3 separate regions of the Homo sapiens genome follow, and all the other regions are linked to region 3. Evidence: chromatin loops called from intact Hi-C (ENCODE). Cell type or tissue: ascending aorta. All regions are shown on one strand.

Region 1 (8,000 bases), 1.1 Mb after region 3:
TGGTTGGACATTCATGCCTGTGGCACACCTTATCTTCCTGTGATTCTGTAGCTGATGACGTGGTTCTATAGGGCTCTTGTAAGTGGCTTCTCTTGTGGTTGAGATCTGGGAGGTGAAGAGTCATTTGAATGTGTCTTCTACATTACACATGAAGTTAGACTGGCACTTTTTAAAAAAAATTTGTTTCTGTCTACAGCTCTCTCAAGCTGATATCATCCTTTGCTTAAGGTATATTACACTGCTATTTGTTTTTGCTGATAATATTGGTAGGGAAAGCTAATAAAATTTGAAATTAACTTACACTTCGAGCCCCATTTAGCTAAGATGGTAAATGGACTGGGAATATGAGGCAGACTGTTCCTTGTATAACGTTAAAAAGCCCATAGACTCTTCCAGCCTGTATGTAACAGCCTGTATGTAACAAATAGCTGTTTCCTAATGGATGAAGTTAAAATTATCTAGATTCTCATTTTCTGAGGACAACTAAAATATATAAAGATAAAAATACATTTAACCTCAAGTTTATAACATGTTCAGTTTTTTATTTGCATGTTGGTGGGTGCACTTGGAACTCTCTACATGCAGATAGATCATAAAACATTGCTTGGGAGGGACCTGCATACCTCTCTTATTATTCAGATTCAGTGACTTATAAAGCAAGCCGGTGTTGGATCGAGATTGCAGTTAGAGATAATTTGGTCAAATCTGTTAATGTTGCAGATGCAGAGGGAGGAGTCCTACCCAGTGATTTGACCAAAGTTCCATATCTGGATGCAAAACTCTCCATTCATGCTTTTAAATTAGAGAACAGACTCCCATCCCTCTAGGGGCCAGGCAAGTATCAACAACAAGTGAATGAATGAAGCTGACCTGGTTGGTTTTGCAGCTAGGTGAAAGTACAGTTGTGTGTACCAACAAGGCAGTGGCCACTTTATGCCAGCCATCCAGTGCCATGCAGGAATGTGGGCCTGGTGCTGCCAGGCCTTCTACTCTTTAGAAAGCAGCTCTAGATCTGATTTTTTTTTTTAAGAAAAAATAAAATATCCTGAGTTTTAAATGTTGTCAATTTGTTTGAATTTTTAAAGCACTGTGTGGGCCAACATTTTCCTGGCCAAACAGAACAAGTCTGTGGGCTGAATTTGGCCTACAGCCAGTGGATGCTGGTGCTCTTTCCAGCTTGTGAGAGCTGATGGTGAGCATCTTTTCCAGACTCTACAAACCGCGACCTCACATTGGTAGCTTAAAATTCATCCACAGTAGGAGTATTTACACCACAGAAATTGGCAAATGGTACAACCTGGGCTTGCCCCTTCTCCAGCCCTACCACCCCTCACTACCAAAGGCAGTTGTTAAGCCTCACACACCACTGCATTCTATCGCCAGTCTGAGACTTTTGTACCTTATGGCTCCAAGGGATGTCTTTCATAGATGTTTTTACACCCCCTTTGTTCTGATTTTTGTAGCCTTTTTTCTGAAAGAGACTCACACTACTACCATGTGTAACTCGTTCATTCTTATAAGATTTTTGTCATTGTTGGGTTGTTGGGCTTTCTCCTTATGTTTCCCTTACTATAGTTAGCATGGGAGCTGGAATTATAGTCTTGGGCCTTAGGAGGAGTACCTAGTATATTGTAAGTATTATGGTACATTCATAATGGACATTTGATTGAACTTGCCTAAAGAATGCTGCTTGATTTTTTTTTTTAAAGCCATATATACATGTCTCATTTAGAAAAGTGAATCCTTTTTAAAATTGATTAATTAGCTAAGTTTAGGGACATTACAGTGATTCTTTCCTTTCTGTTGGAATTTAGAAATGCTCTAGTGGTACACCCGAGGGTTTATCATGTCAGAAATTATTTCTAGAAAAACTCAAGCTCAGATGTTACATTTTCATTTGGTAGTTATTCCAGTATAAAAACAGAGGGAAGATACCTAATTGGTAAGTTTCTTCAGTTTTTGGTGCCTTAGAGTCCTTATTTATAAAATGGAATTGTTATGAACTTGAAATAAGATAATACATATAAAATGATTAGCACGGTTCCTGATACTACACTGGTTGCTACTGCGGTTATATTATTGGAACCATTACTTAATCATGGTTGCTTGTTGCAGTGGTATTTATGGTTATGATAGTTAGACTCAGCATATTAGAACTGAAAATATTTTGCCTAAAACCACCCCTTTCCAAGTATTTTCTTGTCTACTTTTCTCAAATGCAACCACTCATATCTGGAAGCTGTTTTACTGTTTTGTCTCAACTTAGTAAGAAGGGGGTTATGCATTTATGAAAGATACTTGAGTGAGTACCAGGTTTAGAGTCAGGGTTTCTCTATCAGGTAGTAGCTTGACTCCAGTAAATATGTAAGTTCAGGTGTAAGTCTTCCAGGGCAAGGAGATTTTATAGGATACCCTAGATCATCACGTCAGTGTGAACATTGATTTAGTGTTCAATATAGGTATTAATCAAATTTGAAGAATGAAAGTTTTTATTTTGTTGTTATTATTATTGTTATTTTTTGAAATGGAGTCTCGCTCTCACTGAGGCTGGAGTGCAGTGGCGTGATCTCGGCTCACTGCAGACTCCACCTCCTGGGTTCACAGCATTCTCCTGCCTCAGCCTCCTGAGTAGCTGTGACTACAGGCGCCCGCCACCACGACCGGCTAATTTTTTTGTATTTTTGGTAGAGACAGGGTTTCACTGTGTTAGCCAGGATGGTCTCGATCTCCTGACCTTGTGATCTGCCTGCCTCGGCCTCCCAAAGTGCTGGGATTACAGGCTTGAGCCACCGCGCCTGGCTGAATGAGAGTTTTTAAAATGATCTGAAACCATTCATCATACTAACATACTGATTGTGAAAAGACCTTGTGGTAAACACAAAGAAGTTGCATAAACTCTTAAAAAGAATGGATTGATTATTCCTTAAGACTTTGGTTTTACTAATTACGATGTATTCTAGAATGGTGCCTTCAAAGTTTTCTTTTAATTTATCTTATTTTTGCAGTTCTGCTAATCACATAATTGTAATAGTAATGAATTGGGCAAGACAGTAATTTTTCTCCTTTAGTTTTCATTGTATCATAGAGCCTATCTTCCTCTAGGTTCTAGATCAAAGAGAGGGTTTCAGGTTTAGACCTACTTCAGTTAAACTGCTTAGGCCAGATTTGAATAAAAGTATTAAAACAGGTGAGATGTTTTTGCATTAAAAAAAATACCATTCAAAAATTTGAGTGACACTTTGAAAAAAAGTTGCCTATTCCCAAAGACTATGGAAGCAAAAGCATAATTATGCTATAGATTATATTTTAGGGACAATTATTTGCCATATAACTCTTCTGAAGCATGGAAACAAGACTTGGTTAGTTGTATTTCCTCTGTTAGAGGTGTGTAAGGAGTCTAGATTTGGTTCATAGTCATGAAAAATATTTTATTCATGTGATAGCTTTTTGGACGATTGTATTCTGCACTGTATTACAATGGCACAATAAATTGCTGAATATACTGTCTGCTGAATATGACTTTACCATGAAAAATTTGATGCATGGAGAAGGAAAGGTTGGAATATATCAACCTTTTCTGACAAGGGACTTTGAATTTTGACCTAATACAGATGACCTTTGTGCGCAATAAAAATGAGCTTAATCTTGAGGTTAAGGTTGAGGTGAATGGCAGGACAGTGTGGTGGAGCTTACACTGACTGGAGGTGTATTGGTGCCTATGTGGCTATTGGCTAAATGGGAGTCCGGCACTTAAAATTTTTTTTTTTTAGCATTTCAAGAAGCTTATTTATAGCAAGTTGTTTGGCTCTTTAATACCACCCCATTTCCTCAAAGCTCAGCTTTCTGTTTAGTTGTGGTAAGTTCATCTGTTTTTATGAAGTTTACTGTTTCTGAGTAAAAGGTATGACTGTGCTTTTATTTATTTTCTGTTCCATAGATAAGCTATAGAGAAAAAAATGTTCTTATGGCTTATGGAAAAGACAACTGACATATGTAACCTTGGAACTGAAAATAAATGTTCTTTTAAGAAGATTTTTTTCTTTGACAAGTTGAACTTTTGTCATCTAACTTTGGAACTGTCAGGAGAATTTTTAAGCAGTTTGTGCCTTTATCTAGATTATAATTAAGAGAATGTGTGGGAATTATTGTCTTGAAAGGCTTAGATGATTTACAGAATGGCTATTGCCTTGGAAGTTCCTTTGAAGTGCATTGGCTAATACACTTACATTATAATATAATATAATATAATATAATATAATATAATATAATATAATATAAAATAATATGATGATATAATGTATTTTTAAGGTTTTGCCCACTGTACCTAGAAGGAAAATTGTTTTAAAACATGAATTTCTCTATCAAATATTTTATTTTCAAATACCTCCACTGATTTGTCATAAAAGAAATTACACCTTAGTGAACATCAGGAAAAAACCTGCTCATGTTATAGTACCTGAACACCTATTGAATAGTCTGCCCTAATAATTGGTTGAAACAACAAATAGTTGAGGAGAGTGCCAGAGAGTCTAATGGAAAGAACTTCTACTCTTTTAATCGAGCCTGCAAAATATATTCCCTGGGACTGATCAGCTCTGAAGCACTGAGGTTTGATGATTGGAATGGCAGGAAACCATGCTTTCAGGACATAACGAATTGACGAGGCCATCCATCATTTGTTAGCATACGCTGAAAACGTGGGCTATGTGTGCAGAGGCCTGTGATTTAGTAAATACTTGGGAGATGAATAGAGCTTACACACAAGGGAAGATATTGCTGTCCTTCAGCAGCCTGAGACCCAGGCGCCTGCTGAGAAGGCCATCTGACGGCATATCATCAGTAACTGGCCTGTCACAGTCAGCGGTGCCCACCGACCATTGCCAGTATATTAAATGCATTTTTAATATCTGCTTCAGTAGATTTAATGAAGAAAATTTAGTTTCCATACTCCGAGCACTGCTTCCTCAAGTATTCTAAAGAATGAACTCCTTGCCTACACAAAAAAGAGGGAAGACCATGCTGGCAGCTAGGAGAGTTGATTGAAAAGGAAACTCAAACAAAATAATTGCTAACAAAAAATATATTTAGTAGAGTCAGTATCTTGTTGATGTGAAAAAAAAAAGCTCATTTTTTTTTTTTAAAGAAGTTTTGGATTAAATTTTTAGCCCCTAATTCCCTTTTCTCACAAGCCCTCTCCCTAGGAGGATTCGACCTGCTGGCAAAGGAATATAAACCTACTGCTCTGAAAGGAAATATTAGAGGGGGAATATTATGGTTTGGCATAATTTGCCAAATTTATGGATAGAAAGACTCCATTTTAAATTACTTTGTGTTTTGGTATACTACTGTTGATTCTTAGGATTTTTGCATGAAGATATAAAGTGGAGTTTTTCTTAGTTACTTCCAAATTTTTGAATATTGAACTTTACTTGTAAACTTATTAATTAAGGTAGTAATTTTTGCCTGGTATGCAGAACAGTTCAAAATGAATGTAAAAAAAATTAGTTGCCAACTTGATATAAAGTGCTCTTATGTATTTCTTATGCTGTAATGTTTCTTTAAAAATTATAATTTTTAAATGTTCTATTTTCAAATTCAGGCAAAGTGTGTAGATTCATTCTTTTAAATGAGTTTCAATGCTGACATTATTTACTACAAAACAGCAAGACAACCAATTAGATGTAGTTGCAAACATGCACTATAAACCCCTCTTTAAAAAAAACAAAAAACAAAAAACAACAACAACAAAAAAAACCCAGAATATGCTCTCATGTTCACAGAAGAAGAAGCTACAGAATGGGACCTATAAATCTGATTCCTGCATGTGTCAAAACAGTAATGTATTAAATGCATATTATTATAAAAATTTAAGACATGTCTTAAACACACTTACATTTTTATAACACGTGGCAATATTAAATAATACCTTTCCTTGTTAGCATCTGTTTGCCGTCATTGTTGGCAAGACCTATGATTTATTGCTTAAATTAATGACCAAGACCATTTTGGACCTGATATATGCCCCTAAGCTTATTACATCACTAAATAAAATAAAATGTATGTGCCTATGACAGAGTTATTTTTATAATTGTTTATCCCTTTAAGTGCCCTATTCGGTGATTCACTGAAAGGTTCATAATGGTTGGCTTGTAACCAGAAAATAATCTCAGAAAGGTAAAATACATTGCTTGTTTGGAAATAAAATGCCAGAGTGATGGTGATGATAGGGGTCCCAGCAAGAATTTGCAATGCTCAAACTCTTTCTTTTCTCAATGCTCTCAGTGACCTCTTACTGAATTTTTTGATACACAACCTCTCTACCACCATCCCAACTCTTAAAGCTATCTGTTAATGCTGGCACTCACTTTCATATAAACCCTGCATTATGGCTAAAGTGGTTTTTTGCTCAGACATAAAGCTGTAAGGGTTAAATTATTCTGTACTTAGGATTTTCCAGGTACCATTATCACCATGCATTAAACTGAGCAAGATTATTTTCCTATTTTTCGTTCTTTTCTTTTGGGAGATTGGAACTTTACTATTTTTTATATTGAACTGTATTTGACTTCATCGTCTTTATCTTTCCTTTCTGACGGTGCAGTATGATAGAACCTTCAGTATTTTTACAATAACCTGTTATTCATCTAAAGTCACTCTGCTGCCTGACTTGCAATACAATATTATATGGCTTTGTGGTTTCTTTGCTCCACATGAAGTATCTCATTGACTGTCAGTTCTCCTGTCATCTGATGGTAAGGTCAAGTTTTTGAGAAGCTGATGCCTTGCTTCTGGATTGTAGTATCTACACCTTGAAACATATGGAGCTTCTTTGGGAACCTGAGAGTGTTTTTTGTGAGAAGATTATTATTTTGTAGATATTTGGGAACAATTCTCATTTATTTTATCACTCATAAATGGACGTAAAACTTATTATGATTATTCTTTTGAGACCGGGTCTCACTCTGTTGCCCAGGCTGGAATGCAGTGGTGCAATGTCAGCTCACTGCAGCCTCGACCTCCTGGGCTCAGGTGATCCTTACACCTCACGCTCCCAAGTAGTTGGGACTACAGGCGTGTGCCACCACAACTGGCTAATTTTTTGTATTTTTAGTAGAGACGGGGTTTTGCTATGTTGCCCAGTCTGCTCTTGAACTCCTGTACTCAAACCATCCACCCACCTCCGCCTCCCAAAGTGCCTGGATTACAGGTGTGAGCCACCACACCTGACCTGACTTAGTTATTATTAGTTATTAGTTATTGTCTTCATTTCACTTTTACTACATTTTAAACAAAATAGTCCATTGGAAACAAAAGGTTTTTTGCTTAGTATTCTTTCCTAAGGCAGTTGATACAATAAAGTTTTTAATCGTTCTCCCAGACATGATCAGGCCAACATGCATTCATGTTTTTTTTTGAAAAGCCCTATTGACCTTGCCTTTTGAGGCTCTCAGCTCCTCTCCCATTGCTGATCTTTTTACCATCCTTTTCATTTCATTTTCCTTGTCCTGGAGACCTGCCCCCAGATAAAACATTTTAGGAGAAAAGTGATGAAAAAGAATCTGAAGTGTGAAGAATCTCAAGTGCCACGTCTAATCTATTTCCCTCCCTTCCTCCCTTTCTATTTTCCTCTCTCCTTCCTTCTGTCCGTCCCTCCCTTTTCCACCCTCTCCTTTTCTGCCCTTCCTTTCCTCATCTGTCCATCCCCCATCTTTTTTTTTGGTCTCTTGAATATTAGCTTTAGTGAGTTTTTTTGTTTGTTTGTTTGTTTTTTTGTTTGTTTTGCTTTGGCCATGGTAGTTACTTTTACCTGTTCATTTGGAATGTATACATTTCTTTCTTTTGCTTTCTATTTGAATTAATTGTGAGATCCTTTGGATGGGAGCTGTGTGCTTTGCTGTAATTTGATCTTCCAGCTGTACGCTGTATTGCCTAGCATTGTAGTGTTCTTTTATGCATTCAGTGAATTCTTGCTAACTTTCTGATGTGGGCCTGTGCTTATT
Region 2 (8,000 bases), 390 kb after region 3:
TTTAGTAGACAGGGTTTCTCCCTGTTGGTCAGGCTGGTCTCGAACTCCTGACTTCAGGTGATCCGCCTGCCTCGGCCTCCCAAAGTGCTGGGATTACAGGTGTGTGCCACTGCACCTGGCCTAAGGAAGTAGTAGAATTCTTATAAGGAATGCAGAGGCACAGAAAAAGAATGTAACTAGTAGGGATTTCAGGTATGGAGGCAAGCTGGTGAATAAAATAGTTTTAGTTTGGAGGCTATTCTGAAAGTTCTCCAGGCAAGCCACAGAGGTATCTACTCCATTTGTGAAAGGTATCAACTTTGGACATTCAAATGACATCAAAACAAGGCATTTTGTTTCTCTCTGGACACCACTCCCTTAAGAATTGGAAACCAAGCAATATTTATAATTTTTTTCACTAGCTTCTTTTCATTTAGAAAAATAACACTGGTTTCTTTCTCCTTGGAAAATAACTAATGCTAAGACCACCTAAAATATAAGCTGCCATTTCAATTTTTAGAGTAGGAATGGAATTTCCTTTGCGATCTCTTCCTTGCTGTACATAAAACCAAGAAAAAAGCAGAAGGGAAAGAGATCTTCTTTTGGAATCTGTAATGGAACCCCCACATTTGTATGAATCTTTTTGTACATATAGGAATCTGTTGGGAGAAATTCTCCAAAGACCAAGAATATAGTCCTATGGCATTTGAAAGCTGAAATTTATAGGCAGGCTAATAATCAGTGGAAAGGTTTTCTGCTTAACAAAACTTTTCTGTTTAGTCAGAGGATAGTTGATTTTTAAGACTTTAAAAGAAATCAATTTGTTTCTTTACATATAGACCTTTATGTCAATAAATGACGTATGTATTTCACTAATACCCAATAAAAATGAGCAGTAGACTTTTCTTTAGTTGTAGGTGAAGTTTCTACAGGAACTAGTTCTAACTTTAGTGTGTGTCCTCCTAGTGAAAATTCACTTTAACTATATTTTTTCCCTGAATGCCCCTCCCTTTCTCAAGCATGGAAAGGCATGGCACAGAATTGCCGAAGGAAAGAATCTCTAGCAGTAGAATAAGAAACTTTTAAGATAATACAAAAGATATAAAATAAACTGTACCTTGCTTATAGGTAATAGTCTCTAACCTGTCACCTGAAATAGAGGTATGTGCAGAACCTTTGGTTAACCACTAGGCGATTTTTGGAAGTCAGTACACATATTCCATTCTTTGGGGTGAATAGGTCTCTACTGACTTTCTACGTATTTAGCTGGCACCTACCTTATGACTCCAAAGGTAATGCAATAAGAGATAGCAACTACAGCCAATAAGTATTTTGCCTAGAATTCTATAATTACAATCATGTGTCGCTTAGTGAGGGAGACATGTTCTGAGAAATGTGTCATTAGGCATTTTCAACATTATAGAGTGTACTTACACAAACCTAGATAGTGTAGCCTATGACACACCTAGGCTATATGGTGTAGCCTATTGTTCCTAGACTATAAACCTGTACAGCAGGTTACTGTACTGAATACAGTAAGCAATTGTAACACAATGGTAAGAATTTGTGTATCTAAACATATCTAAACATAAAAAGGTACAGTAAAAAATACCATATATTAATCTTATGGGACCACCGTTGTATATGTGGTCTATCATCCAGATATATTTTAAACATTTTCTCTCTATATAATTGTATTCATAAAGAATAAATAGTATTGTTCCATGTACTTTTAAAATTTGCATAAATAGTGTCATACTTCATATACGTTTTTTAGCTTGCTATTTCCCACTCAAAATTGTTTGAGATATATCTAGGTTGATTTATGTAAATGAAAGTAATTAACTCATGTATGTTGATGTATGATTTGTAGTAAGAATAAACCAATTTATTTACTCATTCCTTTCCTTCAGACAATGTTATTCTTTGAAAAACTGCCACAGTGAAAACCCCTGTGTGTTTTTCTGTCTAGCCATATGAGACAGTTTCTATAAAGCATATAATTACATATGGCCTTGATGGGTCATAGGGTATATATATGTTCAATTTTATTAGGTGGAGCAGAAACTGCTGGTTGCCAACCCTAAAACCCATTCTCACTTGATTTTTCAAATTGGACACATGGATATCTGGAAGAGACATTTCTTATCCTCCCTTGCTTCTAAGTGTGACTATTTAACTAAAGTCTGGCTAATGATATTTAAGTGGAAGTGTATGCGTGGCAGTTTTCAGAATATTTTCTTAAATGCAAGCTTGCATATATCCATTGTCCCTTCTTTCTCTTTGTTCTTTTCTTCTTTACTGGTATCGGCAATATAGATATGAGGACTGGAGGTCTAGGGGCCATCTTGGACTGTGAGAATAGAGATGCCAATGTGGGGATGTCAGACTAGAAGAAATTTGGGTACCTTCTTGGAGCTACCTTACCAGCAACAAACTTCATTTCTTGACACTTTATTGGAGAAATATGAACATATTTTATATGGAAGCACCTGTTTTGGATTTTCTGTCACAGACAGCCAGGTGTAATTCTAATTGATGCAGTAATACTACAAATTAGTTTTCAAATGGTTATACCTTTTAATACCCCAGCAAAAAATAAATGACTTTGTAATTATTGTATATTATTTTATAATTGTTAAAAGCATTTTAATAACCACATCTCACTTTTATACAGTGTGAGAAAGAACAACAAGAATATGAGATCCCCACTCTGCAGCTCAGAGGGGTGGAGCCCAGGGAGGTTCAATGAATTGACCAAGGTCCCAGTAATTTAGTGCAAGGTAATAAATAAAGGTTATCAAGGATATATATGGTGTCTCACAGACAAATGCCACATGCACCTGTGGGCTCTAAGCAAAGGGGTATTGTCTTGAGTGTGATCTAGTTACTCTGACAAATCTTACCTGTTCTATTCTCAATTAATTTGTATAACATTGTGATTAAAGTCTCTCTTTAGCTGTCCTTTTGCTAAGGAGGAGCATATTGAGTTGCATGCTAGAATTCCCATTTTGGGCATTGGCTCAGACTGGGGAGAGTCATGCCAGCACAAGAAGCTAATTGGTTTACAGAGAAGGGAGGGGGAAGTATACATTTATCAGAGGGCACTGGCCAATTGCCTGGTCTCTTGGCAATGCTTGCCAGCCAATTTCCAGACTGAAGTTGGCATTGGATCTGAAAAGTCACTGATATCCATGCACAGCTGGAGGGTACTGGGCTAAAGAAGCAGAATTTGAAAAGGAGGAGAAAGCTGAGACCTAATCTTAATTTTTTTTCATCTTTTTTTTTAATATTGGGTGACTTTGAGAAAATGGAATGGTATTAGAATATTCAGACTGCTGGGCAGGGTGGGAGAGGCTGTGCTGAGGGAGCTTCTAAAGATGGAAGGAAGTTTCCTGGGAAAAGTCCAGAAGTGGTTGTGCAGTGGCACTTGAAATGGACTGAATTGTGCTCCTGCCTGCTGTGCCTCCAGAAGGCTCTGTAAGATCATCTGAGTGTATACACGCATCAGAGGGCACTTTGGGGTTTAGCTGATGTCAAGGCTGAGGGATTCCATCTCCTGCGAATAAGTTGTTTACCACTACCACCTTCTTTTGTCACCCCTCATGTCAGTGCACAAAGGGCCCTTGAGTAGAGAAGCATGTTTGGTCTAGATACATGAAAAGAGGGGACTGTGAAGGAAGAAGAGAGACAGACAATTCAGTGTATTTTGGCATCCTATGAACTGAACCCCAAGTAAGGCAATTTTAAGAATATTCTCTTTAAAAACTTCTCTTCTACCAAATGTGTTTTCAGCTAATGTGGGAAATTAAACTGCTAAATTCTAAATCTATTCTCAACATCACTAAAAATTATAAATAGGGGAGAATAACCTATACAAACTAAGCTATCTGTGCTAGAGGATACAATGCAGTTCATATGTGCCCAACAAATGCCAGCAAATTTTCCAAACCAGAATTTAACTATCTGTGCTTGATGTGGGAGGGCAACATATATACTTAATAAAAATTTAAAATCCAGGCCTCAGGGCTCAACAAAATTCAGTTCCTGCCTACTGAATTTCTCATTGCAAATAATATACTGCATGAAAATAGAAAGCTCAAGGAACTGGAATTTCTACTGAAATTAGATAGAAGGCTCCTACTCCATTTAATCAACTGATATGAAATGCTTGGCTCTGGGTGACTCCATAAAGGCTCTGTTTTTATTTGATTCTGCTGCCTCCTACTGATGAGGAGCCCATGTGGAAAGACAGGGGACTGTGCCATGAGAAGCATGGTTCATGCCGTCATTATTCTCACCAGCTAGGGATTCTGGATACCTAATTTCTAGTTACTGTATTGCCTCTAACTAGTTCTGAAATTGTGGGTGACCTTTTCGCCTCAGTCCCTTCTGGTGCAAAATCAGAGAATGGAAGATGTTCTCTAATCAAGTCCAGCTTTAGTGGTCTGTGATTATCTCACAGTTCTCTCCACTGATTCAAGTTGCTCCTGACAAAAGGATAATATAACAGTGTGGTAAAGACTTTTAGCACTTAGACATGTCTGGTTCTCTGCTCCTTCCTGGATCCATTGCAGTTAGGTAGGGTCGTGTGACTCTCTCTGATCAATGGACAATAAGTGTAATGTCAGTCTGGGCCAAAGAGAAGAACAGTGAGATTTCCATGGTTTGTGTCCCCTGCCATAGCAACCTTGCAAGTTAAATGTTGAGACAGCAGAGTCTTAAGATGGAAATGATAGACTCCCTGACTGGAAAGCATGCTGCTGTGGCAAGCCATCAGATTTGCAAGGAACTTAGGAGGGTAAAAATGGGTGCAGCACACCAACATGGCACATGTATACATATGTAACAAACCTGCACATTGTGCACATGTACCCTAGAACTTAAAGTATAATGAAAAAAAATTTAAAAAAAAGAAAAACTAAGTTAAATGTTTAACTGCAACACTTCCCGGTCTATGTACAACAAATACATAGCATTGCTGCAAATACAGGTGGCTCACCCAGAAGAACCCATTTATTCCTCTGCAATGATTATTCACAGGCAAAGTCACACAATACATAACAAAGAGAGCAAGTGTTCCTGTGTGTACCATTAAAAGAAGACCCAAGGAAGAAACACAGGCTAGAGATGTTTAACAGAGTACACAGTAATCACTCAACAAATGCTTGTTTCATGAAATCATAATATAAAGTTTCCCCACTGGTGTGTTTGGATGGGAAAAGGGTATGTGGGGAGGGTGAACTTGTTGAAAGCATCTCTATATTCTGAGTACTGTAGCACATGGTAGTACTCAAGAAGTGTTTGTTAAATTCAGATGAACTGAGTGAACACTTACATGGTGACGCATATAGCTGACTTTGAAACTGACAATATAGAAATGGATGTTGGTCTCATTCCTGACTCATAGCTTACACTTAAAAGTAGAAAATATCTAAATCTATACACGTATATAATTGCCATCTACCATTTATTCATTCAGTAAATATTTATTGAGTACCTGCTTCGCCCAAAGTGTTATGTTAAACACTGGAAGACTGGATCAATCCTCATTGAGTTTACATGCTGGGGCATGAGGGCTGGGTAATGGCAGGAACAGAGGGGTGGTGGACACTACATAATTATTTAAATAAAATCGTGGTATGTATGATGAAGGAGAAGTACAGGATGATTTGAGAGTATGTGACTAGAGGACCCAATTTCAACTAGTGGTCAGGGAAGGGCTTTCAGTTTTAACACAACTCATTGTTCCCATTAAGATAATTGGGTAACTCAAAGACGTGGCTGGATTCTTTAGCCCACATGTGAAATCTCGCAACTGTGGCACTGCTTTCAACCATAGTGGTAGCCAATGTGAAGGGAAGGCTGATGTTTTTTCCAGCATTGCTTGAATTTTGATGCAGCAACATTAGTCAGGTACCCTAGATATTGCAGGACTTTGGCTTTGAAAAATAGAAAAGGGAAGGAAAGTAATTCTGTCCATTTTTTTTTTTATTTAATCTGTACCAAGTTTTGTAAGTGGTTTTAACACTCTGTAATGTGGAGTCCCTCCTTAGAGAGGAGAAACTATTATTTTGCAGATGCGAAAGCTGAGACATGGTGGGGTAAGCAACATACCCAGTCACAGTTAATGAATCCTCGGGCAAAAATATTGAAGCCAATCAATTTGGCTCCAGAATGACAGCATTTAACTCCTGCTTTACACTGCACTGCCTCTCCAAATGGTGGATGCTACCAGAGCAGAGCCACCTAAGTAGGGGATCAAGTTCCAAGGTTGATGTACAACCCGTTAACAGAATTACCTTGGAAGATTCTTAAGAAGGTCTCCAAATAAATATAATGTGGTATTTTTTTTTTCTGACAGCTTGGAACATGTTGCTAAAGAGCAGTTCTGTGGGCAGCCTTGGACTGATCCAATTTTTCCTCTTTTTTGCTTATAGTTCTCAGAATAACTCTAGAATGTTGTGAGAATGCAATGTCATGAGATAGGAAGAGACCGGCCAGATAGCCTGGACTCTGTTCTAGTCCCCTCTCCTCTAAGAAACAGAATGTCCTTTACAATACTTTAGCCCAGTGAATCACATGGACCCAGGGTATAAAACCCAGAGTGGGCTGCATTCTGTGGTCCTTCAGCTGCTGTGCAAGTGGGGCACCTGCAGACAAGAAATCTGTTCTGGATAGTGTTTTCCTGAGTCTTGGGTGACCGACTCACCCTGAATCCTAAGCTTCTGTTGTCTCTTGATGTCTATCTGTAAGTAATAAACTCACTTTGTGCTGTTTGTTGTATATATGTGTGATCTGTCCTGCTGGACTCAGACAAGTTAGTACCCAGTGCACAGGGAACCTGCTTCACAGAAGCTTATAGGGGAATACTGTTATGGTGAATTACAGGCCCTTTTAAAGGAAAGCAAAATATATCCATGAAGATTGTTTCTCTCTTTTTATATATTATCTAAATTATTTTATCTGCTATGGAAAATGATAAACCGATTAAGGTATTTGAAATTGTTAGGAATATGACATGGCCTAAAGAATATTTTTTTTCTCTTCTACACATTGACTTCTCAGTGACTGATATCATATGTCTGTCTGTCTATCTATCTGGCTAGCTATCTACCTCCCTACCTACCTATCTGTTTTGGTGTGTTTTAGGATACAGTTGTTGTTTAAGATGTCCTGCTGACTGTAGCAGCAGCTTTTATGCAGTCGCTTAGTTATCACCCTCTTACCTACTGGCTGTGCCTAAGTTCTAGGTTTTGAATGAGTTTGACTAACCTACCTCTACTGGCTTGTAATGGTCTACTTAATTTTTAATTTGTAATTTTGCGGGAAATGTCCGAATTATCTCACTGGGATTTATTTCACCAAATAGTGTCCTTTGATAGAGAAGGTATTCACATCACTGTTGTTAGTTTCCTCTAACTATGGAGACCAACCTGACATGGCCAAAGGTCTACACAATAGGAGATAAGAGGAAAATATCCTCATAGATAGTTAGACATATTGGGAGTTAAAGACATCCGGTATTATTACTTATTTTCTGACTGATGTTAAGTCTTTTGTTTAGTTAAAAATTTCCCTCCAAATCATTTCTCTAACTGTGGGAACCAACTTGACATGGCAAAAGGGTTGGACCACAAGAGATAAAAAGAAAAAATCTTCATAGATAAAGATATTGGGAGAGAAAGCAAACAGACAGAATATGTGAAAATATTTACTAAGATATGTACTAAAATGTTACTGTAATTCTGATTCACGTTCATTCTGGAAACAATGAAGGCAAAAAAATGTCAATAAAATACCAACTATTATTTGGAGGCAAAAAGTAACAATTCAAACGGTATTTGAAAGAAAAAATGATACTGCTGTGGCAAGAAAAACCAAGAGGAAGGATAATTTTTGATTTGGAAGTAGATGGCATCCTAGGTGGCAGCTCTCCTAAACCAGAGACAGAGCCAGTAAAAGAAATCCGCCCAGGATTCTAATGCTAGACAGATAAGTACACACTTGCAGCCGTATCT
Region 3 (8,000 bases):
GGCAGATGCCAAGTCATGAACAAGTAAGAAAAATATAGGGAATGTGGAATATTTTTAGAAAAGCAAAGAATTCATCAAAAATAATTATGACTAATACATAGCAGTAACTTCCTGCCCTAAAACTCAGTGTTAAGTCTTTAAGACAGACACTGTGCTTTAATCACCTACATCTGTTGCCTTAATCAGCTACATCTTTAGCACTTAGAAAAATGCCTGAAACACACTAAGGTTAAAAAAAAAAAAAAGCTAATGTATCTTAACATTCTACAACTTACACAGCATGTGTAAACATTATAAATAATAGTTATATATTATAGCATGTGACTTCTTTTCCTCTCTTTCATTCATCATTTTACTGACGCTCAAAGGAAAAAGCATATAGAACAAAATCATCTGAAAAAGTTCATAGGGGCTGGGTATGGCGGGTCATACCTATATCCCAGAACTTTGGGTGGCTGGGGTGGGAGGACTCCTTGAGGCCAGAGGTTCGTGACCAGCCTGGGTAACACAACAAGATGCCCATCTTTACAAAAATTAAGGCCGGGTGCGGTGGCTCACACCTGTAATCCCAGCACTTTGGGAGGCCGAGGTGGGTGGATCACAAGGTCAGGAGATCAAGACCATCATGGCTAACATGGTGAAACCCCGTCTCTACTAAAAATATAAAAAATTAGCCGGGCACGGTGGCGGGCGCCTGTAGTCCCAGCTACTCAGGAGGCTGAGGCGGGAGAATGGCGTGAACCCAGAAGGCAGAGCTTGCAGTGAGCCAAGATCGTGCCACTACACTCTGGCCTGGGCGTCAGAGCGAGACTCCGTCTCAGAAAAAAAAAAAAAAAAAAAAAAAAATTAGCCAGGTTGTGGTGGCACTCACCTGTAGTTCCAGCTACTCAAGAAGCTGAAGGCGGAAGATTGTTTGAGCTCAGAATTTTGAGGCTGCAGTGAATTATGCTTGTAGCACTGCACTCCAGCCTGGACAACAAAGTGAGACCTTGTTTTCTCATACAAACTTTTTAAATTCTTGGTGATACGTCCGTTTTGTGCCCACAAAACTTTCCTAGTTAAGAAGTTTTTAATAGGTGGTCACTCAAAAGACCCTTTAGAAAAATTAAGCCCTGGAAAATATTTAATTAATTCTTACCTCGTATCAAGCGAAAGCAAAGCCCAAAGCAGACATACTGAAATGCACAAACTTTGAGATCATATTCATCACTGCCAAAGCAGCTGATACATTAAGTACTAAAAAGAAACACAATTAAAGACAAAACAAGGAGTAGTAGAATTTCCACCACACAATACCCCTAAAGAGACAGAAGAGCACAGCTAAATTCTCTAAGAACCAGATCAACAGAGAAACCATGACAGATAACAATTATCTTATGAAGTTAGTTAAATATGAGCAATGCTCTATGGCCCCAATGAAAGAGAAAGTGTTTTTCTAGTGACAAGTAAGTATGTAATAGTTAATATTTATTGATGCTTCCTATATGATCTATTCTACATGGATTATCCCATTAAATGCTCATAATGACCCTATGTTGTACGTACTACTACTAGTCTTACTTTACAAATATGAAAGCCAAGGTATAGAGAAGTTAACTAAACTAAGATCATACCATGCAGTGGAACCTAGAACAAAGCGGAGTCAAACCCTAGAGTCCCCACTTATCCCTCAAAGGCAAAAAACCCACCAACATTTCTTGGTAAACACAATATTGGTTTTCTAAACTCTATTTAATTATGAACATATCATTGATCATCATTAAAGGATAAAAACATACAGTGTAACAGATTTTCAACCACTTTTTTGGTCTCCAGGCAATCATTTTTTTGGTCTCACTCACTCACATGCCACATAGTAACCCTAATCACAACTCAGTGATGGAGATGAAGAGGAAATAGCATGGAGCTGATTCTAATATACTCCTAGGAGGTGTCTGCCTCACTTTAAGAATTCCAGAGCATACATACCTACACCTTTATTTGTAAGCAGTACTACTACTGACTCCTCCCAAATTTTGCTTGTGGTTCCAAAAGATTTTTTTTAATGTATATTATTCAAGGATTTTGCCACACATTTCTTTCATGCAAGACTCACATGAAAAAATATACATACATCATCACATACTTCAATATCAACTCATAATAAAGAAAACAGAATTAATAAAATATAATAGCTTGCTATTTTTTTCAGGTTTAATCTGTTTCATTCAGCAGCAGTAATGATCTCATCTCATATTCTACCACCTTGGAAAAATTTAAAGAAGAATTTTTTTTGGAGGACTGCTAATAAAATTATCATTGACATTTTAATTAAAAAAAGAAATGTATGTAGAATAAACAGGATGCTTCCTGAACAGTCTGCAGTGGCTGCTCCCTTGCTTCTTTGTACAGTCTTGGTAAATTATGCAGGCTCTCAGTAGATAGAGCAGCTGTATTTCACTGTCTTCGGTAATGTAATCTACATTTATCACTATTTTAATTAAGTGGATTCTTAGTTTGGTACTCTCATTGCAAAGAAAAAATACCTTATTCAATTTTTTTCTTTGGTAGACAGCATCTTGTCAGTCTTGTAAGCCAGAATGTAATTTTAAACATATTTCTTACTGTAACTGGTCATTATTTTAAGAGGAACTACCATATTTGGTTATTGAGAATTTGTACCTTTTCATTTTATCAGCTTAAAACATTGGTTCCTTCTTTATAGTGATAAAAAGATACTTTCACAGTTCTCAGTTTTAACCCAAGTGATATACAAAAAACAATAGGTGGTTTATTATAATATTACATTCAAGATTACTCAAAAGCAATACAAAACATAAATAAGAACTTTACAAGAAAAACAACAATTTACTGAATATTGAGAACATTCAATTCCAAAGTTCATTGTGTAAGATTATTTTTTATCATCAGGTCATTTGAAGTGTCTGAATCTAAACCAATCATTGTGGTATATAACAGCTTTTAATTATACTGAAGACACATTCCGAATACTTCTTATTCATTTCCTATAATTATTTGTAATTAAAACAATGTTTTACTTTAAAAAAATTAAATTGATGAATTATGCCAGAAGTATGTTTGTTTTAATTGGTTCACAGAGAAACAATTACTTTACTATTAGATGGCTTCATAAAGTTGCACTTTTATGCATGAGGTGTTTGAAATCAGTAAGGGAAGGCCTGGTGTTCAAAGAATTCTGTATTCAGCACACATTAACTGAACATCTTTTATGTGCCAGGTACAGAATTAGGCACTATGAATTCAAACCAAAGTAAGACAAAGCCCTTACACAAAAGGAGTGTATGTACACACACGTACATAAACTGTAAGGACCAAGTGGCTTTTAAACTCTGTTGCTTTGAAAGAGAGGGACTCTAGGTCCCCATCTCCATTTCAACCAAAAAAGCTCCATTTTCATCTATTTTACACACCAGTCTTCTTCGTAGCTGGTGGAGAAAACAAAAGCTGTATAGCTAGAAAACACAAATAAGGGCTCTAGACTATTATTACTAAGAACCCAGATAATTGAAAAAGTATCCTAAGTATTTTCAGATACACTAAAGGGGAAAAATTTTAAACTCCTGTTTTGTTTTGTTTTTTTGAGTTTTATCATCAGTTTTCACACATTGCTAAATACTGGTTTGTGGGTAAATTTCTACTAAAATAAAGATTCCAAAGACAGCTTATTTTAAAAGTTTGGGAATGAGGTGTGTAGGGAGTTGAGACTGAATGCACATCTCATTATGTTAGTTCACATTACCAAGAAATGCTATCCCAACTTTCAGATTCACATAAATCCAGAAATTGCCAGATAGGACTTTTAAAATCCAAAGTGCATTAAATGTGTTCTAGATTCTATATTAAAAACTTCCTCAGATAAAAGCCATTTACTTTCCCACTGTGGTTTTGGAAATAAAGTTACCATTTGAGCATCTCTAATGACCTGGCCAACTTAAATATATTATCTCTAATACCTCACAAAAACATCAAAGGATAAGGTGTTTTTACTCCCATTTTATAGAAGAGAAAGCAGCTGCAGGGGTTAAGACGTGTTCAATATTACATAGTGAATACATGAAGAAACCAGGACTTGGGCCCGTGATCTTTTTATTAAAACACTTTCAGAAGCAAAATAAACTTAATCCATAACATTTTTCTCTTCTAATCATATCTAAATATGATTCCTGCTTTTATTATCCATAACTTCACATCTAGTTGCATTTTACAATGAAAAACTTAGCTATCAATATATACAATCAAAAAGGTAACCAAAAAGAGAAAAAGGAAATCTAAAATTTAAATCAATGCTAATGAATGACAAACACTTTAGTCATTGTGTAACTCCCTTGGTTTGAATTTAAATAATGTCATGTATAACGACTGGGTTTCACAATTCAGGAATAAATAGAAGTCAAATTTTAGGCAGCCCACTCAGATTCTAATTAAATAGAAAAAACAAGTACAAAGGAACTAAATTATTTTTAAAAAATACTCCTATCAGAGTTCAACTTCAAAAAGATATTTCATGAACAGACAGTACAGCCTGTAAGATTCCATCTTTCTCAAATTACTCTGATGAACGTCTGATAAAACTTGAGATTTACCAAGGGATAAAAAGAAGAAGCAGCCAATAATTCTAAATGAAAACTCAGAATGGTCTTTTGTTCTCTTTGTTTAAAGTAAAGCCACTAGTGAAAAACAAGAATGTCTACTTAGGAAAAAGGGGTCTCTTGTTTGAACAAAAATTAAATTTAAATGTCCTGTTTCTTACCTGAACATTTGAAATCATCTACATCTGTCTAATGTTCACTAAAAGACTATAGAGGGCACTGTTGCATCAGCTTTGAAGCTTTACAATAGAGGCTGAGAAAAAGAAAACTGTCTATAACATGTAATTTCTCTAAAGGGTCAAATGCATGGAAATCTACTAAGCCTGATATAAAGGGGAAAGAACTAAAATGTATGTTTTTCTAAAACAGGCTGGACTTCAATGGGGGAAAAAACTTAACAAAAACAACTGTCAAATAGAGAAGACTGCACTGCACACATTTTGCATTTCCCTTTGTAGTGCTTTCATGAGAAAGGTAAGTAATCATAGCACCTCCTTATCCATTGGAAACAGCACCCCACTGCAGAATCCTCTTTACAATCAATAGGCAACTGAATGTGGCACCTCATGCAATTCTTCCATAATTCTATCAACAGAAAGAATGCAGTCTGTTTGCATACTTTTGTCTAAAAGACCAATTCCATTTGTCCCTTCTTGGATAAAATGACAGCTACAGATCAATCACTCTCACGTGAAAGTAAACATGCTACAAAAAAAAACAAAAAAAAAACAAAAGAAGAAGAATCAAAACTGAAATCCTCGCCTATTTTAAGCATAATTTTATTACACATAAAAACTCAAAGTAAAATAGAAAAAGCAAGTTTTTCCTCATAGACATGCATTTTGTGCTATTATACAACAGTATCAGGATGTAAAATAAATAAGTTACATCAAACAATAGTCATGAATCTTACCTTTACATATGGACAGCACTTAATTAAGTTCCATATATTTTCTATTCTCTCACATAATTCCTGTTACAATTCTTTGAAATTAAATCCAATTAAGTACAGTGTCAAAGGTACTTTCAGTACATATATACAATAAGACTAGCATACACAGCATAAAGCTTCTTATAATACTACCATTTAATTTTTTTCCACTAAAAATAATGCAAAAGTAAAAGGGAGTTAAATTATCTCATTTTGGTAATTTGAAAATAATATCCTGAATTGCTGAACCTCTGTAGAAACATGGACATTAGCTGTGAGAATTATAATATGATCAAACCAAGTAGAATATGTACAATGAAAAAAAAATCCTCCATTAATGTATATCTAATCATACCACCATATCACATATTGGATAAATCCACATTAATACAGGTACCATAATAAAACTAAGGCCTCTAATAAAGGAACCCAAATTCCCTGGAAAAACAGTATACAACTCATTTTGTCACTCTCAAAATTCCAGAGAGATTAGCACCTTCTCTGAAATCAAAGTGCAGAACTGTGAAAGTGTTACAAATTCTCCAGTAATATGTCAACCTACTCATAAATCAAAAGGAGGGGAAGGGGCTTTAGATGGTATGTAGATTTCATTTTATTACAAAAGCTCCAGTTTAACAAGTTATTTTCAGCCAATAAAAGTCAAAAAGTAAAGCAATGCTAAAGTGGCTAGTACTGACTCTGAGGCTTTACTTTTTAACTGAAATGCTACTTGAGTATTGCTCCCTTAAATTATTAATTTATGGGTTTTGCTTAGTTTCCTCCTAAGGCAAGGCAGTTCTAGTCACAGGTACATTGAATGCATGTAAATAAACAGAAAGCTTTTATAATGGTCCTGTAATTCACTAAACATAATAAACAACCTTTTTTAATGAATGTTGAATGTACAATCCTATGAACCAACTTTATATAAATAGACTATATCATCTAAAGAATCTGTAAGATCCTCTAGGAAGTAAATGAACAAATTCAGAAAAATTAAACATAGGCTGATTGCTTTTCATTGATCTAACAAAATTAATGCTTACAACAGAATCAAAGTGCTGATAGGACTATGAAGAGTTGTGTTCAATTTTGAAGAAATCTAAGAGAAAGTGTCATGAACTGTGAGAAAATGTATTTGCAATATTGCTTTTCATCTACCACAGGATGACTACAAAAAAAATCAGGCAATGTATTTTTAATATGCAGGATATTTAACTAGATATTTTAGTTTACTATTGAAGAAGAGCAGCATATTAAAATCAATTTTAGTCAACTTTAATTTATGCAAAGCTTGATTGTGAGCAATAGCTGCTAAAAGGATGCAACATTGTTGATTCATATACAAGCATTTTACTTAACTACATTGGATAATAGCAGTGCTCCTAAAGGAGTATAAAAAGCAAAGTGATTAGCAGTCATTAATGTTAATTAGTGTTCACATTACATTCCTTGGGATGAATCTCCTTTAAGTTGAATACATGGAAAGTTCATTTTTGAAGGTTTGCCAAATCTTGCCTAGGTAAGTACTAAACTAAGCCGTCAACTACCAGCAAGCAGAATGAAAAACAGGGACAGATCAGCATCCAATTAGTATGTCTAAGTTTTTAAACAGGAAAAGGGTTGAGGGGAATCAGTAAAACTGGAAACTCATACTTCACATTTTGCAATCTCACTGATAAAAGGAGGAAATGTGTGTTTATCAAACTTGCTGTGAGTGCACAGTTCATTTGGAGTCCTGTAAACAATCGCCTGGCTGCCCACTTTCAAATGCATGTGAAAATCTTGGAGATTCAGAGCATCATATTCAGCAAGCAAGGTCATTCTAGTGATGCCCTGGAAATGGGAAATTAGGAAAACGTGGCAATCAGAGGTTTAGGATTGACCAGAAAAAGCCCTGAGGCTGGATTACCATCTTTCACCACCAGTCAGGCTGTCTCTGCTTATTCAGTATTAATACAACAGGACTGCAAGTGAATGAAAATAACTCAATGCACCTAACTGGGACACTGGCTTTCTTGTTTAGAAAACAACAGACATTTGTCACAGCAAAAAAATTAAGTAAAATAAAATAAAATAATAAAATCTCTCACATACAAGCTTTCAAGAACCAACCCTGAAAGAAAAACAGGCTCCTCATGAACCTTCAAAAAGGACCTGGGGAATGGCTGACATCCTGTTGATTTGATAATCAATAGGAAAGATTTCCTTTCCCCCAATACCATTCAGTGCATTTTTAAGTAGATGCCAAATCTTCAACAAGGAAGCTTCAAAAGCAATATATCCTCATTAGAGAAAAACACCGAAAAATTAAATGTGCAAAAATTATACTCTTAATTCTGCCCACAGACTTAAAATATATCCTACAGATAATTTTTCTATGCATGTACTTACACAAATGCATTGTAGAAAAATGTTATTATACCATACAGAGCATTCCCTAATCTGTTTCCTTCTCT

Evidence for each region. Hi-C counts contacts between places; a loop is a spot of excess contacts. Peaks named below come from ENCODE experiments on the same cell type or tissue, not always from the same donor. Only the 100,000 strongest peaks of a DNase experiment are listed, where the experiment ranks them.
Region 1: it touches region 3 in a loop (2.4-fold over the local background); 4 of 110 quality-filtered maps call a loop at or near these places.
Region 2: a loop joins it to region 3, with 2.8 times the contacts of the local background. A loop is called at or near these places in 32 of 110 quality-filtered maps.

What each region holds. Positions count from the first base shown.
Region 1 is chr15:36,591,063-36,599,062 of GRCh38, forward strand. The region is part of intron 1 of CDIN1 (CDAN1 interacting nuclease 1); the gene reads left to right. Among named protein-coding and RNA genes, the nearest start is that of CDIN1, 15 kb to the left of the region's middle. In ascending aorta, no CTCF peak of the experiment used is centred here; no DNase peak of the experiment used is centred here; H3K27ac peaks cover 748 bases.
Region 2 is chr15:35,908,191-35,916,190 of GRCh38, forward strand. No RefSeq gene overlaps it. Among named protein-coding and RNA genes, the nearest start is that of MIR4510, 15 kb to the right of the region's middle. In ascending aorta, a CTCF peak has its summit at 4,217 (motif pointing left); no DNase peak of the experiment used is centred here.
Region 3 is chr15:35,514,902-35,522,901 of GRCh38, forward strand. The region is part of intron 3 of DPH6 (diphthamine biosynthesis 6); the gene reads right to left. Among named protein-coding and RNA genes, the nearest start is that of DPH6, 27 kb to the right of the region's middle. In ascending aorta, a CTCF peak has its summit at 4,825; no DNase peak of the experiment used is centred here; H3K27ac peaks cover 2,371 bases.